3 separate regions of the Homo sapiens genome follow, and regions 2 and 3 are each linked to region 1. Evidence: chromatin contacts called from ENCODE Hi-C or POLR2A ChIA-PET data. All regions are on one chromosome and are shown on one strand. The core of a region is the stretch at or near the end of the contact, and the rest is flanking DNA. Distances in the headings are between cores, read along the strand shown.

Evidence for each region. Hi-C counts contacts between places; a loop is a spot of excess contacts on that map. ChIA-PET counts read pairs that join two places held with the same protein, here RNA polymerase II (POLR2A). Pooled maps may share reads with other maps.
Region 2: a pooled map shows a loop between it and region 1 (6-fold over the local background). The contact joins two enhancer-like sites. A Hi-C loop is called at or near these places in 3 of 37 single-sample maps with no recorded cell type and 10 of 50 pooled maps.
Region 3: a loop to region 1 is called in a pooled map, with 17 times the contacts of the local background. The contact joins two enhancer-like sites. A Hi-C loop is called at or near these places in 21 of 37 single-sample maps with no recorded cell type and 15 of 50 pooled maps. POLR2A ChIA-PET finds 5 or more read pairs at or near these places in 1 of 52 experiments (GM12878).

Annotation. Positions count from the first base shown.
Region 1 is chr4:105,303,565-105,308,315 of GRCh38, forward strand. The region is part of intron 2 of TET2-AS1 (TET2 antisense RNA 1); the gene reads right to left. Among named protein-coding and RNA genes, the nearest start is that of TET2-AS1, 47 kb to the right of the region's middle. RefSeq lists an enhancer at 2,854-3,133. Within about 2 kb of position 2,072, at least 2 of the 41 ENCODE cell types and tissues checked have a DNase peak (open chromatin) inside an H3K27ac peak, as active enhancers do; they include GM12878, where a contact is called at or near this core.
Region 2 is chr4:104,928,878-104,933,628 of GRCh38, forward strand. No RefSeq gene overlaps it. Among named protein-coding and RNA genes, the nearest start is that of TET2, 220 kb to the right of the region's middle. RefSeq lists an enhancer at 1,772-2,111. Within about 2 kb of position 2,359, at least 5 of the 41 ENCODE cell types and tissues checked have a DNase peak (open chromatin) inside an H3K27ac peak, as active enhancers do.
Region 3 is chr4:104,964,312-104,969,062 of GRCh38, forward strand. No RefSeq gene overlaps it. Among named protein-coding and RNA genes, the nearest start is that of TET2, 180 kb to the right of the region's middle. Within about 2 kb of position 2,505, at least 11 of the 41 ENCODE cell types and tissues checked have a DNase peak (open chromatin) inside an H3K27ac peak, as active enhancers do; they include GM12878, where a contact is called at or near this core.

The sequences.
Region 1 (4,751 bases), core at 822-3,321:
CAGCAGAAACTTTGAAGGCTAGAAGGCACTGGAATGATATATTTAAAGTGCTGAAAGATAAAACTCAGATAAGAATTCTATATTTGGCAAAACCATGCCTTTAAAATGAGGGAGGAGTAAAGACATTCCCAGAAAAACAAAAAACTGAGGGAGTTTATAACCACTAGATCTGCCCAGCAAGAAATACTAGAGGGAGTCCTTTGCAATGAAGTAAAAAAAATTAGACAGTAACTCAAAGTTTTATGAATATATAAATATCTCTGGAGAAAGTAAACACATGGGCAAATATAAAAATCAATATTTTTATAAACTTGGTTTCTCATTCTACTTTTAATTTTCTACATGATTTAAAAGACAAATGCATAAAAATAGTTATAAATCTGTGGTTATAGGCATATAATGTATAAAGATGTAATCGGTGACATCAATAAAGTGAAGGAGAAGAAAGAACAGGATTTTTTGTAAGCAATTGAAGCTGAAGTGGTATAAATTCAAAAAAGATTGTTAAAACTTTAGAATATTATATGTAGTCCCTATGGTGACCATAAAGAATATACAAAATGTACACAAAAGGAAATGAGAAGGGAATCAAAACTTGTCATGATAAGAAATCAACTAAGGCAGTAATGGAGAAAAAGAGGAAGAAAAAGCTAGAATGTATACAGCAACCAAATAAAATAGCAAAAGTAAGTCCTCACCAATGAATAACTACATTAAGTGTAAATGGATTAAATTTTCCAATCAAAGGACATAGATTGGCAAAACTGATTAAGGAAAGCAGGATACAATTTTATGAGATTCATTTTAGAGCTAAGAATACACACAGATTGAGTGTGAAATAATGAGAAAAGGTAATCCATGCAAACAGCAACCAAAAGAGAGCAAGGATGACCATATTTATATTAGACAAAGTCAACTTTTTTCTGGTGTACATAGAACATTCTTCAGAATAGAAATGTTAAGCAACTGAAGCTTAACAAAAAAGTCTTAATAAATGTTAAACATTTATTAACAAAAAAGTCTTAACAAATGTTAAAAGGTTGATATCATACAAAGTATCCCTTACAATTATAATGGAATGAAACTAGAAATGAGTAGCAGAAGGAAAACTGGAAAATTCACACACATTGAAATTAAACAATATACTCAAACAGCCAATGGGTTAAAGAAGAAACTATAGAGAAACTGGAAAATATTTTGAGAGAAATGAAAACACAACCCCCCGACACTTATGGCATGTACAGAAATCAGACCCAAGAGAAAAATGTATAGCTGTAAATGCTTACATTAAAAAGAAGGATGTCAAATTAACAATGTACTTTACACTTTTAGGAACTAAAAAAAGAAAAAACTAAACCCACAGCCAGAAGAAGGAAGGAAAGATTACAACAAAGATACAATACAGGATACAAAAAAAAAAAAACAAAAAAATTAAACCAAAAGTAAGCTCTTAGAAAAGATCAACAAAATGTTTAGCTAGAATGACTAAGAAAAAAAGCTCAAGTAACTAAAATCAGAAATGAAAGAGGATATTACTACCAATTTTACAGAAATAGAAAACGATTACATCAGTGATTGTCAGAGTTAGAGGTGAGGAAACAAATAGGGCACAGAAGATTTTTAGGGCAGTGAAACTACTTGGTATGACACTGTAATGGTGGATACAGGTATATATTTGTTTAAATCCATAGAATGTACAAATCGAGCAAACCCATGTGTAAACTGTGGGCTCTGCATAATTATGTGTCAATGTAGGTTCAGCCAAGCAAAAGTGTCCTTTTCATGATAAAGATTCAAAATGATGCCCCTCAATGCTAACTCAATTAAGCATCTACAACAGGCCAGGCTTTGTGGTAGAACTACAAACAGCGTTGGAAATAACGGTAAGTTTCAGCCCCTACAGACTTCAAGTATAGCTGCAGGTTGAGAAAATCATATTCAATAAGTGCTCAGTTGCTTATGGTTTGCGATGGCAGTGATGGTCAGTCCAAGTATTTTCAGGTCAAGGCACACAACTTTCCAAAGATTATGCTTTCATCTGCCATACAGGCTGTGATATTACTCACATATTTGCAGCTTAGGAAGTTCCCAAGAGGGCTTGAAGCAAGAGGCTTGCTATGGATATTACTAATCACTAACATTTAAGAGTACTGTGGGCTAAATATTGATTTCAGCATTTTACATGTATTTATTCTTTTAATCCTTATAACCACAATTTAAGGGAAGTACAATTTTTATCTCCATTTCATGCTTGAGAAAACTGAGACACAGAATATCAATAATTTTCTTAAAACAGAGCTAATAAGTGGCTCCAGAGCCTGGTAGAAAGCAAGGCAGATATGAGGAGTTCTATTCTATCAGGGCAATAGGATGTTGGGCTGCCCAGTCAGAACAGTGAAAAGCCCAGTAGGCCAGCCTTTCCCCCAGCTGTCCAATTTTTTAATAGAGCTCCTGGTGGCAACATGTAGATTAGCCTTATTTAGACCTGTCAGCAAAGTCCTGGGGATCATGTCTGGGCCCCGTTAATAAATGGCTAAGATACACTGCCTACCATTTCTCTGTTCCACAGAAAGGGGTCTGGGTCAGTGAGAAAGAGAGTGGGAAGGAAAAGTCAAAAACATCCTCAGTTCCAATGACACAGCTTAGGATGGTGAGTATATGTCACATACACATTAAAACCCCCCTAATTAGGTTGTCCACTTCTGACTCGGAAAAGCCTCAGTGGAAAACATTATGCCATGATGCTACAATACCTGGGATTCTGCTCTGTTCAGCACTTCCAACCTTGAAGGACAAAAGCAAAACAGTGTGGGTGTAGGTGGGTGTGTGTCTGGCTGCAAGCACATGCCAGCCACTGCTGTCACACAGCCTTGCCTATGCCTTGGTATATTAAAGAGTGGTGAGTCACTCACACTTATGATAACCATTCATAACTAGAATTTTAGAAGAGGGGAAAACCCCAGGGCTGTACAGAATGACACGTGACACTCTCCAATGGAAGGACAGAAAGAGCAGAAGCCTCTTGCTAAATCTAACCATGAGCTCTTTCAGAGAAAAGAGGGCCGTTCAGCTTTTCTGCGTCACTATTAATGTGAGCCAGCTGGAAACAGAAAGAATGACTCAAGAGAGTACTACCTATCCTGGAAATGGGGTCAAAGCAGGTATGGTGGGGGAACTGGTTGTGGGCGAGACTGAAGGAGGAAGAAAGATGAGATGTGTGTTTCCTCAAAGTTGATGCTCCTCTCAGTTATTTACTCTTCTCAAGGGTGTCATCAGTATTCTCGGAAGGTCTCAAAAGTGGCAGGGTTCCACCTACCTCAGGTTTTTTTTGCATATTTAATCTTTTATATTTAATATTTAAAAACAATTTTTACATCTTTCACCGCAGGAATTTCCAGTTTGTAAATTGGAAAGCGCTGGAAAGCTGGACCCACTCAGTAACAAGACAACTCCAATCAAAGCAGGTGTTTGCAGGCATCAAGGTCAAGCTGGGCTGGGACAGCCAAGGGCAGCCCAGAGGTCCTTCTCATAGCACTACCTTCTCATAGTACTACCCTGTCTTGAGCAAAGACCCTTGTGGGACCATCAGCAGGATTTGGATGACTAACAGAGGGCAAATTTCATGCTGCTTTGAGCCTAATGCCTCTTTGTTTTTACTGCATTTTTTTTTAATTTTTTTTTTTTTATTATACTTTAAGTTTTAGGGTACATGTGCACATTGTGCAGGTTAGTTACATATGTATACATGTGCCATGCTGGTGCGCTGCACCCACTAACGTGTCATCTAGCATTAGGTATATCTCCCAGTGCTATCCCTCCCCCCTCCCCCGACCCCACCACAGTCCCCAGAGTGTGATATTCCCCTTCCTGTGTCCATGTGATCTCATTGTTCAATTCCTACCTATGCGTGAGAATATGCGGTGTTTGGTTTTTTGTTCTTGCGATAGTTTACTTAGAATGATGGTTTCCAATTTCATCCATGTCCCTACAAAGGACATGAACTCATCATTTTTTATGGCTGCATAGTATTCCATGGTGTATATGTGCCACATTTTCTTAATCCAGTCTATCATTGTTGGACATTTGGGTTGGTTCCAAGTCTTTGCTATTGTGAATAATGCCGCAATAAACATACGTGTGCATGTGTCTTTATAGCAGCATGATTTATAGTCCTTTGGGTATATACCCAGTAATGGGATGGCTGGGTCAAATGGTATTTCTAGTTCTAGATCCCTGAGGAATCGCCACACTGACTTCCACAATGGTTGAACTAGTTGACAGTCCCACCAACAGTGTAAAAGTGTTCCTATTTCTCCACATCCTCTCCAGCACCTGTTGTTTCCTGACTTTTTAATGATTGCCATTCTAACTGGTGTGAGATGATATCTCATAGTGGTTTCGATTTGCATTTCTCTGATGGCCAGTGATGATGAGCATTTTTTCATGTGTTTTTTGGCTGCATAAATGTCTTCTTTTGAGAAGTGTCTGTTCATGTCCTTTGCCCACTTTTTGATGGGGTTGTTTGTTTTTTTCTTGTAAATTTGTTTGAGTTCATTGTAGATTCTGGATATTAGCCCTTTGTCAGATGAGTAGGTTGCGAAAATTTTCTCCCATGTTGTAGGTTGCCTGTTCACTCTGATGGTAGTTTCTTTTGCTGTGCAGAAGCTCTTTAGTTTAATTAGATCCCATTTGTCAATTTTGGCTTTTGTTGCCATTGCTTTTGGTGTTTTGGACATGAAGTCCTTGCCCAC
Region 2 (4,751 bases), core at 1,109-3,608, 370 kb before region 1:
TAACAACAACAAGAAAACAAACTTCCAAAAGGTCAAAACTTTAACCAATCTACATAATCACTAAAATTTAGCACCAAGTATTAAAAGCAAAGACATAAAAGCAATCCTGTGATGAATTTCCATACACATAAATATTCACTAAGTAGGAAAATACCTGATTAAAGAGTTAAAGAAATTTTATTTGTAACACTTTCCTTAAAGGGATTTTTCTTTTCCAAAATAGTATAAATCATTGTATTTTAGACCTCCTACTATCTACTTTATTGGTCTAAAGATTATTGGTACTTTAATGATAAGTTAAATACATTTTAACAGAAAGATAATTAAATGAACACTTGAAGTATTAACATAATTACATATAGTCAGGCAAATTCTGTGTATGAGATGAAATGTCATTCCAAAAGTATCTCATTGCTGTTTTTGTGTCACATTTAGACATGAGACACTGAGTATATACTTGTCGGCTAAGTGTTCACAAATCCTACTAAGGGCATGTATTGGGGGACTTGGCATTGCCAGGTTGTAGAGAGTACTTGCATCTCCTTGCATCAAATTTGGATGAAATTCTAAAACCATATAGGCTGCTCCAGAATACATCCGGCTTCTGGTGGATAAATAGGTCCACCATTTCTGGTTATTTTTCTAAGTAAGTTGTAAAAACCCTCCCTATGTAAGGCCTATTTGACAAGTATTTTTTCTAGTACATAAAACTAGAATATGATAAAAAATTTTTATAAACATAACTCAACCTAAAACTCTTGAAATATCTTATGGTTTATGACAACACACACATTCAATTACTGGAGACACATACTAAATACTACATATTTGTTGATAAAGCTGAAACTCCTAAACCTACCAAAAAGGCCTTCAAGACTGCCACCAATTCCATTTTCTTCCTCCACAGTGGAAGACTAAAAACTGCCAATCAATGACTAATCTCCCCTGTTTCTGCTATCAGAACTTGTCTGTATACAAGAGCAATGTGCTCATCTCTAGGAGGTGATGAACAACCATTCTAAGGTGATAATCACAATGTTCTTTCCCTTTGCCATATAGTCATTTTTTCACTCTCCTTTGCAACTAGGAGGGATATTTTCTAATAAAAGAGACCAATGGAGCTGGACTCTCCCCTTCCCTCTTTCTTCTTCTTCCTGCATGGATATGATGCCTGGTGTTGTGGTAGCCATATTAAAAACCGTGGGGCCTTCAGCCAAAGGGGAAAAAGCCAGCAAATGAAGGAAGGAGAATGCAAGGTAGAAAGAGCCTATATCCTTGACAGCATCATGAACAATGGGAGCAATGCCAGCAATTTTCTATATTCTTACTTCTTGCTCTGTAGGAAAAAATAATTCCTTATTTACTAAAGCCACTGTTGGATTGTGGCTGGCAAGATGTCTGAATAGGAACAGCTCCGGTCTGTAGCTCCCAGCGAGATCAACGCAGAAGGTGGGTGATTTCTGCATTTCCAACTGAGGTGCACAGCTCATCTCACTGGAACTGGTTAGACAGCGGGTGCAGCCCATGGAGAGTGAGCTGAAGCAGGGTGGGATGTCACCTCACACAGGAAGCACAAGGGGTCAGGGAACTCCCTCCTCTACCCAAGGAAAGCCCTGAGGGACTGTGCTGTAAGGAACAGTGCACCCTGGCCAAGATAATATGCTTTTCCCACGGTCTTCGCAACCTGCAGACCAGGAGATTCCCTCCGGTACCTACATCACCAGGGCCCTGGGTTTCAAGCACAAAACTGGGCAGTCATTTGGGCAGACATCGAGCTAGCTGCAGGAAATTTTTTCATACTCCAGTGGTGCCTGGAACACCAGCAAGACAGAAAAAGTTAGACCCCTGGAAAGGGGGCTGAAGTCAGGGAGCCAAGTGGTCTAGCTTAGAGGATCCCACCCCAAGGGAGCCCAGCAAGCTAAGATCCACTGGCTTGAAATTCTCACTGCCAGCAGAGCAGTCTGAAGTCAATCTGGCATGCTGGAGCTTGGTGGGAGGAGGGGCGTCTGCCATTACTGAGGCTTGAGTAGGTGGTTTTCCCCTCACAGTGTAAACAAAGCGGCCAGGAAGTTTGAACTGGGCGGAGCCCACCACAGCTTGGCTAAGCCACTGTAGCCAGACTGTCTCTCTAGATTCCTTTTCTCTGGGCAGGGCATCTCTGAAAGAAAGGTGGCAGCCCCAGTCAGGGGCTTATAGATCAAACTCCCATCTCCCTGGGACAGAGCACCTGGGGGAAGGGGTGGCTGTGGGCACAGGTTCAGCAGACTTAAATGTTCCTGCCTGCTGGCTCTGAAAAGAGCAGCAGATCTCCCAGCACAGCCCTTGAGATCTGCTAAGGGACAGACTGCCTCCTCAAGTGGGTCCCTGAACCCCGTGACTTCTGACAGGGAGAAACCTCCCAGCAGGGGTCAGCAGACACCTCATATAGGAAAGCTCCAGCTGGCATCTGGCAGGAGCCCCTCTAAGATGAAGCTTCCAGAGGAAGGAACAGCAGCAATCTTTGCTGTTCTGCAGCCTCTGCTGGTGATACCCAGGCACACAGGGTCTGGAGTGGACCTCCAGCAAACTGCAGCAGACCTGCAGCAGAGAGGCCTGTTAGAAAGAAAACTAACAAACACAAAGGAATAGGATCAATGTCAACAAAAAGGACGTCCACACAGGAACCCCATCTGAAGGTCACCAACATCAAAGACCAAAGGTAGATAAATCCAGGAAGATGAGGAAAAACCAGCACAAAAAAAGGCTGAAAATTCCAAAAACCAAAATGCCTCTTCTCCTCCAAAGGATCACAACTCCTTGCCAGCAAGGGAACAAAACTGGATGGAGAATGAGTTTGACCAATTGAAGGAAGTAGGCTTCAGGAGGTGGGTAATAACAAACTCTGCCGAGCTAAAGGAGCATGTTCTAACCCAATGCAAGGAAGCTAAGAACCTTGGAAAAAAGTTAGAGGAATTGCTAACTAGAATAACCAGTTTAAAGAGGAACATAAATGACCTGATGGAGCTGAAAAACACAGCACAAGAACTTTGTGAAGCATACACAAATATCAATAGCCAAATTGATCAAGCAGAAGAAAGGATTTCAGAGATTGAAGATCACCTTAATAAAATAAAGCATGAAGACAAGATTAGAGAATAAAGAATGAAAAGGAATGAACAAAGCCTCCAAGAAAATATGGACTATGTGAAAAGACCAAACCTATATTTGATTGGTGTACATGAAAGTGATGGGGAGAATGAAACCAAGTTGGAAAATACTCTTCAGGATATCATCCAGGAGAACTTCCCCAACCTAGCAAGGCAGGCCAACATTCAAATTCAGGAAATACAGAGAACACCACTAAGATATTACTCAATAAGAGCAACCCCAAGACACACAATCATCAGATTCACCAAGGTTGAAATGAAGGGAAAAATGTTAAGGGCAGCCAGAGAGAAAGGTCAGGTTACCCACAAAGGGAAGCCCATCAGACTAACAGTGGATCTCTCTGCAGAAACCCTACAAGCCAGAAGTAAGTAGGGGCCAATATTCAACACTCTTAAAGAAAAGAATTTTCAACCCAGAATTTCATATCCAGCCAAACTAAGCTTCATAAGTGAAGGAGAAATAAAATCCTTTACAGACAAGCAAATGCTGAGAGATTTTGTCACCACCAGGCCTGCCTTACAGGAGATCCTGAAGAAAGCACTAAACATGGAAAGGAGCAACCGGTACCAGCCACTGCAAAAACATAACAAATTGTAAAGACCATTGACATTGTGAAGAAACTGCAGCAACTAATGGGCAAAATAGCCAGCTAGCATCATAATGATAGGATCCAATTCACACATAACAATATTAACCTTAAATGTAAACGGGCTAAATGCCCCAAGACACAGACTGGCAAACTGGATAAAGAGTCAAGAACCATCAGTGTGTTGTATTCAGGAGACCCATCTCACATGCAAATAAAGGAATGGAGGAATATTTAGCAAGTAAATGGAAAGAAAAAAAAAGCAGGGGTTGCCATCCTAGTCTCTGATAAAACAGACTTTAAACCAACAAAGATAAAAAATGACAAAAAAGGAGCACCCAGACTCATATAATAAGATCTTAGAGACCTACAAAGAGACTTAGACTCCCACACAATAATAATGAGAAACTTTAACACCCCACTGTCAATATTAGACAAATCAATGAGACAAAAAAGTAACAAGGATATTCAGGACTTCAATTCAGCTCTAGACCAAATGGACCTAATAGACATCTACAGAACTCTCCACCCCAAATCAAAAGAATATACATTCTTCTCAGCACCACATCACACTTATTCTAAAATTGACCACATAATTGGAAGTAAAACACTCTTCAGCAAACGCAAAAGAATGGAAATCATAACAGTCTCTCAGACCACAGTGAAATCAAATTAGAACTCATGATTAAGAAACTCACTCAAACCACATGACTACATGGAAGCTGAACAACCTGTTTCTGAATGACTACTGAGTAAATAACAAAATTAAGGCTTAAATAATTGAGCTCTTTGAAACCAATGAGAACAAACATACAATGTACCAGAATCTCTGGGACAGAGCTAAAGCAGTGTTTAGTGGGAAATGTATAGCACTAAATGCCCACAGGAGAAAACAGAAAAGATCTAAAATTGGCACCCTAACATCACAATTAAAAGAACTAGAGAAGCAAGAGCAAGCAAACTAAAAAACTAGCAGAAGACAAGAAATAACTAAGATTAGAGCAGAACTGAAGGAGAT
Region 3 (4,751 bases), core at 1,255-3,754, 340 kb before region 1:
GTACCACTGAGCCCCAGGAGAGCATGCAGTTTGCTAGGTTTGGAAATGGAGTCTTAAATGTAGCAGCTTGGGTCTCAGAAAGGGTATGGGACCCAGTGCGAGCTCCCTCCCTGAAGCAGTTCTGTCCCATCATCTTCCAGAAGCTCCGTATGTTAGTCCCAGGATTTGGGTGGGTCAAGGGGTTCTCCCATGGCCAGAACTGCACGATTCCATGGTGGGGATGTAGGCCACTGAAAATCTCTCACTCACCCATTCCCCAGGTTGTGAAGTCACTTCTGGCTCCCAGCCAATGCCAGCCAGGCAGGCTGCCACTTTTCCTTCCTCTTTCCTGCTTTTCATGTTTTCTGTCCTTTCCCTGTTGCATGCCAGCATTCTCTCTTGGATAGTATATTCAAATTATGACCGTCTATGCACTATTCTGGTTCTTCTAAGTAGAGGAGGCAGGCATGAAATCCTTCTAGTCAGCCATTTTAAACCTCCTCCCCTATTTTTAAACTTTGAGGAACCTCCATACTGTTTTCCATAATGGCTATACTAATTTACTTTCCCACCAACAATGTACAAAGTTTCCTTTCTCTCCATATCTTCACCAACAACTATCTTTTGTCTTTTTGGTAATAGCCACTCTAGCAGGTGTGAGGTGATATCTCATTGTGGTTTTAATTTGCATTTCCCTGATGATAAGTGATACTGAACATTTTTCATATACCTTTTGGCCATCTGTATGTCTTCTCTTGAGAAGTGTCTGTTTAGGTCCTCTACTTATTAATTAGGTTATTTGTTTTTAGGCAATTTTTTAATGCTTTTTGTGTTGAGTTTCTTACATATTCTGGATATTAATCCCTTATAAAATGTATTACTTGCAAATATTTTCTCCTATTTCACTGATTGTCTCTTCCCTCTGTTGTTTCCTTAGCTATGCAGAAGCTTTTTAGTTTGGTATAATCCCATTTGTCTATTATTGCTTTCCTTGCCTATGCTTTTGGGTCATATTAAAAAAATCATTACCCAGGCCAATGTCATAGAGTTTTCCCCTATGTTTTCTGCTAGTATTATTACATGTTCATATCTTACATCTAAATCTTTAATCCATTTTGAGTTGACTTTTGTATATGGTGAGAAAAGGGACCATTTTTATTCTGCACGTAGATACACAGTTTTGTCAACACTATCTATTGAAGAGACTGACCTTTTCCCACTGTGTTTTCTTGGCATCTTTGTCAAAAATCAAACGGCCATATATATGTGGATTTATTTCTGGGCTCTCTACTCTGTTCCATTGGTTTATGTGTCTGTTTTTATGCCAGTATCATGCTGTTTTGATTACTATACTATTTTGAAGGCAAGTAGTACAATGCCTCCAGCTTTGTTCTTTTTGCTGCCAAAGTGTTTTTCATTAAAAATTTTCCTCGCAAGTGGAAAACATGATATAGGAAGAGAAAACACTTCTACGGCCAGAATGTTAGACAATGTTACTTATTCTTGAAATTAATTCTTTTGAGCCATGTTCCTCAGAATGATGTGATCTTAACATGAACACAGGAATAGCCTCACGGTAAAGAAGTCTGCTATGAATGATTGTTTTAGAGCTCTTGAAACTTCCAGGTTCCTGGAGACAAGGGCTTATCATAAAATAGCTCATATCAAGGTTGAAAATATGAGAAATAATTAGTAGTAATATATTGTAATCTCGCAGTCTGTTTCTAACCTGTCAGATGCACAAGTAGAATGATCATTCAGAGTATCCTTTAGTTGAATGTTAATCTTCCCCTAAAAAAGAAAATAGAGTGACTATCTTTTCCCATCATACACACATGAGTATTGTATATAATCAAAGTGCTTTTCCACTCTCTGGAAAACACAGTACCCATGTAAAGTGTATCAACACTGGAAACAAAACAGTTGGACTTATAATATTGTGAGCTCTCTGAAACCAGAAGCATTCGGCAGGAGCTGGAGTTTCAAATGCTAAAACAGAAATATAAAATCTTCCTGAGACAGAAGGATAAACTTCCAGATTTCTTCAAATCTCAGCTTGAAATTTTTAATTGCTATGTTTAGATTTTCTGAAAACCATTCTGTGAATTATTATTGTTTGATAACTGAAGGTTGATGTCCTTGCTTAGGTACACAGCAGCCCACCTTTATTTTTTAACAAATCTCCTTTCTTTCTTCTAGTCCCAACTCCTCAAAACACTGACTACTACTTACTCAAACCAGGGGCTGATAAAACTAGTTAACTTTCCCCTCAATACCTAGCATGCTGTAAGCAACTGGATAAAACCTAATTACCTACCTCATAAGTGAAACTTTTAAATCTATTTGTGCACTTCCAGTGTATCAGGCAGTTCATCCACGGAAGGTTAAAGAAATACTGAGAAACACTAATAAAACTTAAGAAGAAAGCATTCTTTGCTTTCATTGAGCTGGGAGGAAACTAGAAGTCTTCTAGTCCCACCCCTCCATGCTAGTAATAAGGAAACTAAGTTGCACAACACCACCCAGCTTGTTAAAGGCAGAGCTGAAACAAGAACCTGACATCCAATCCGGAGTTCAGTTTTCACTAACATATGCACCTTGACTTCGCTTGAATTTCCTCCTTTTGATTGACAAAGAGTGAAAGTACTGGTGGCCTAATTTTATAAGAAACCACTGAAAATTCTTGAGAAAACTGGTTTACTGGTTCACAATTGACAGATTTAATTCAAGGGGGAGAAGAAAAGATGCTTTAAAGCACAGCAATTACTGGACTAACACACAGCTGGGCACATTCATGGGGACACACGAGTGCAGGAGATCACTGAGGGAGAAAGTACAGGAAAAAATTAATAAACAGCCTCTGCTTAACCATGGGAAAAGCCCATATTTACAGAGTGGGAGGAGGGTGAATAACATTAATTGCCACTCTGGGCTTCTTCCCCAAAGTACTCTAGGACTGGTTTTTCAAGAGTAAAGAAAGGGACTAGACAAGTTAAAACTGCCTGCGGCACATTTTCTTGTTATACAGATATAAACACACACGTGATTTGTGCCTTGGCCTCACACCCTGCTCACTGCAGACTAGTTCCTGGTCCCTGGTCTCCATTCAAAGAACACAGACCACGCAGGATGTCAGTGGAAGAGGAAACTTTGTACACTGTTGGTGGGAATGTAAATTAGTATAGCCATTATGGAAAACGGTTCCTCAAAGTTAAAAAGTACAAGTTTACCTAGGTAACAAACCTGCACATGTACCCCTGAACTTAAAATAAATGTTAAAAAAATAAATAAAAATAGGCCAGGTGAGGTTGCTCACACCTGTAATCCTAGCACTTTGGAAGGCCGAGGCAGGTGGATCACCTGAGGTCAGGAGTCTGAGACCAGCCTGGGCAACATGGCAAAAACCTCGTCTCTACTAAAGATATAAAAATTAGCTGGGCGTGGTGGCAGGTGCCTATAATCCCAGCTACTCAGGAGGCTGAGGTAGGAGAATCACTTGAACCTGGGGGGCAGAGGTTGCAGTGAGCCAAAATCCTGCCACTGCACTCCAGCCTGGGCAAAAGAGGGAAACTCCGTCTCAAAAAAAAAAAAAAAATTAAAAATTAAAAATATTTACCCATTTGCAAATTTTAAAAATCAAATATATATTTAAAAAGAGTTTAAACATTTTTTTCAGATTTTTTAAAAGTTTTATTCTGATTAATTCACACTGGATAGAAAACGAATAAACTTCCAAGAGAAGAGGCCCCCTTAAATTCATTTTTTCCATCAAGATGAATAAGTGTGCTTCTGTCCAATTGCCCTGAATAATATCTGATATTAATCTGAAATATTTTCTCAGCTGTGAATTTGGGTAGACATAATCCAATAAAATTATCATATGTACAGATAAAGTTATGATATTGGAAAATCAATGAACCTAGTCATTCTCCTGCCTTCCCTAAACAACTTACCTTAGTTAAAATCATTCTTTTTCCCCCCTTAAACTCAGTACATGTAAAATATTCAACACTTTTTTTTATGTTCTGCTGGACAATGATTACATTTACATAGGGAATAGTATGTAATAAGATGAGGAAACTAAGTCCAAGAAAATTTCAATAATATAAGATTATAGAACTTGTTCTATAGAATAAATTAAGTCAACTTATTAAATTATAAATTAAATGGAAGAGACAACCCACTGAGAAATTAACATGTAGGAACATGTTATAAATCCTAGAATATCAGAAATAAGTTTTCTCAAAAATCAAAAATTTTGTATCATGAATTTGGGAGTTTCTCCATCCTTATAAACATACCCTATGTCCCAATCCTCTCCCTCATTAGTATTTACAGAACAAGTTGTGTGCACCTTCCACATAACAGCCTCTCAAATATTTGAAAATGGTGACTGGATACTCTAGTTAATTCACTCTTGCAGGCCAATGCCTCATTCATTTAACTATTCCTCACGCAGATCTCCTTACCCTCCTGGTTTCTCCCCACTGAATTCCTGAGATGTCTATGTCTTTTTCTAAACTCATGCTCTGCAGAGTAAAAATGATACTTTAAATGAAGTTCAACCAACACTAAGGAGAAAAGAACAATTGTCGCTTCATTTTTGATATTTTATCTTTATAAATGCTGATTTTCTATTGTGTTTTTTCATATCCAAGTCCTATTCTTCACTGATTGCTGATGTTCTCTATTAACCTCAAGACCTTCTTACAGGTACTATAGCTAAGCCAATGGCCCAGCCCTATGCTTATAAATTGATTTTGTTTGTTTTT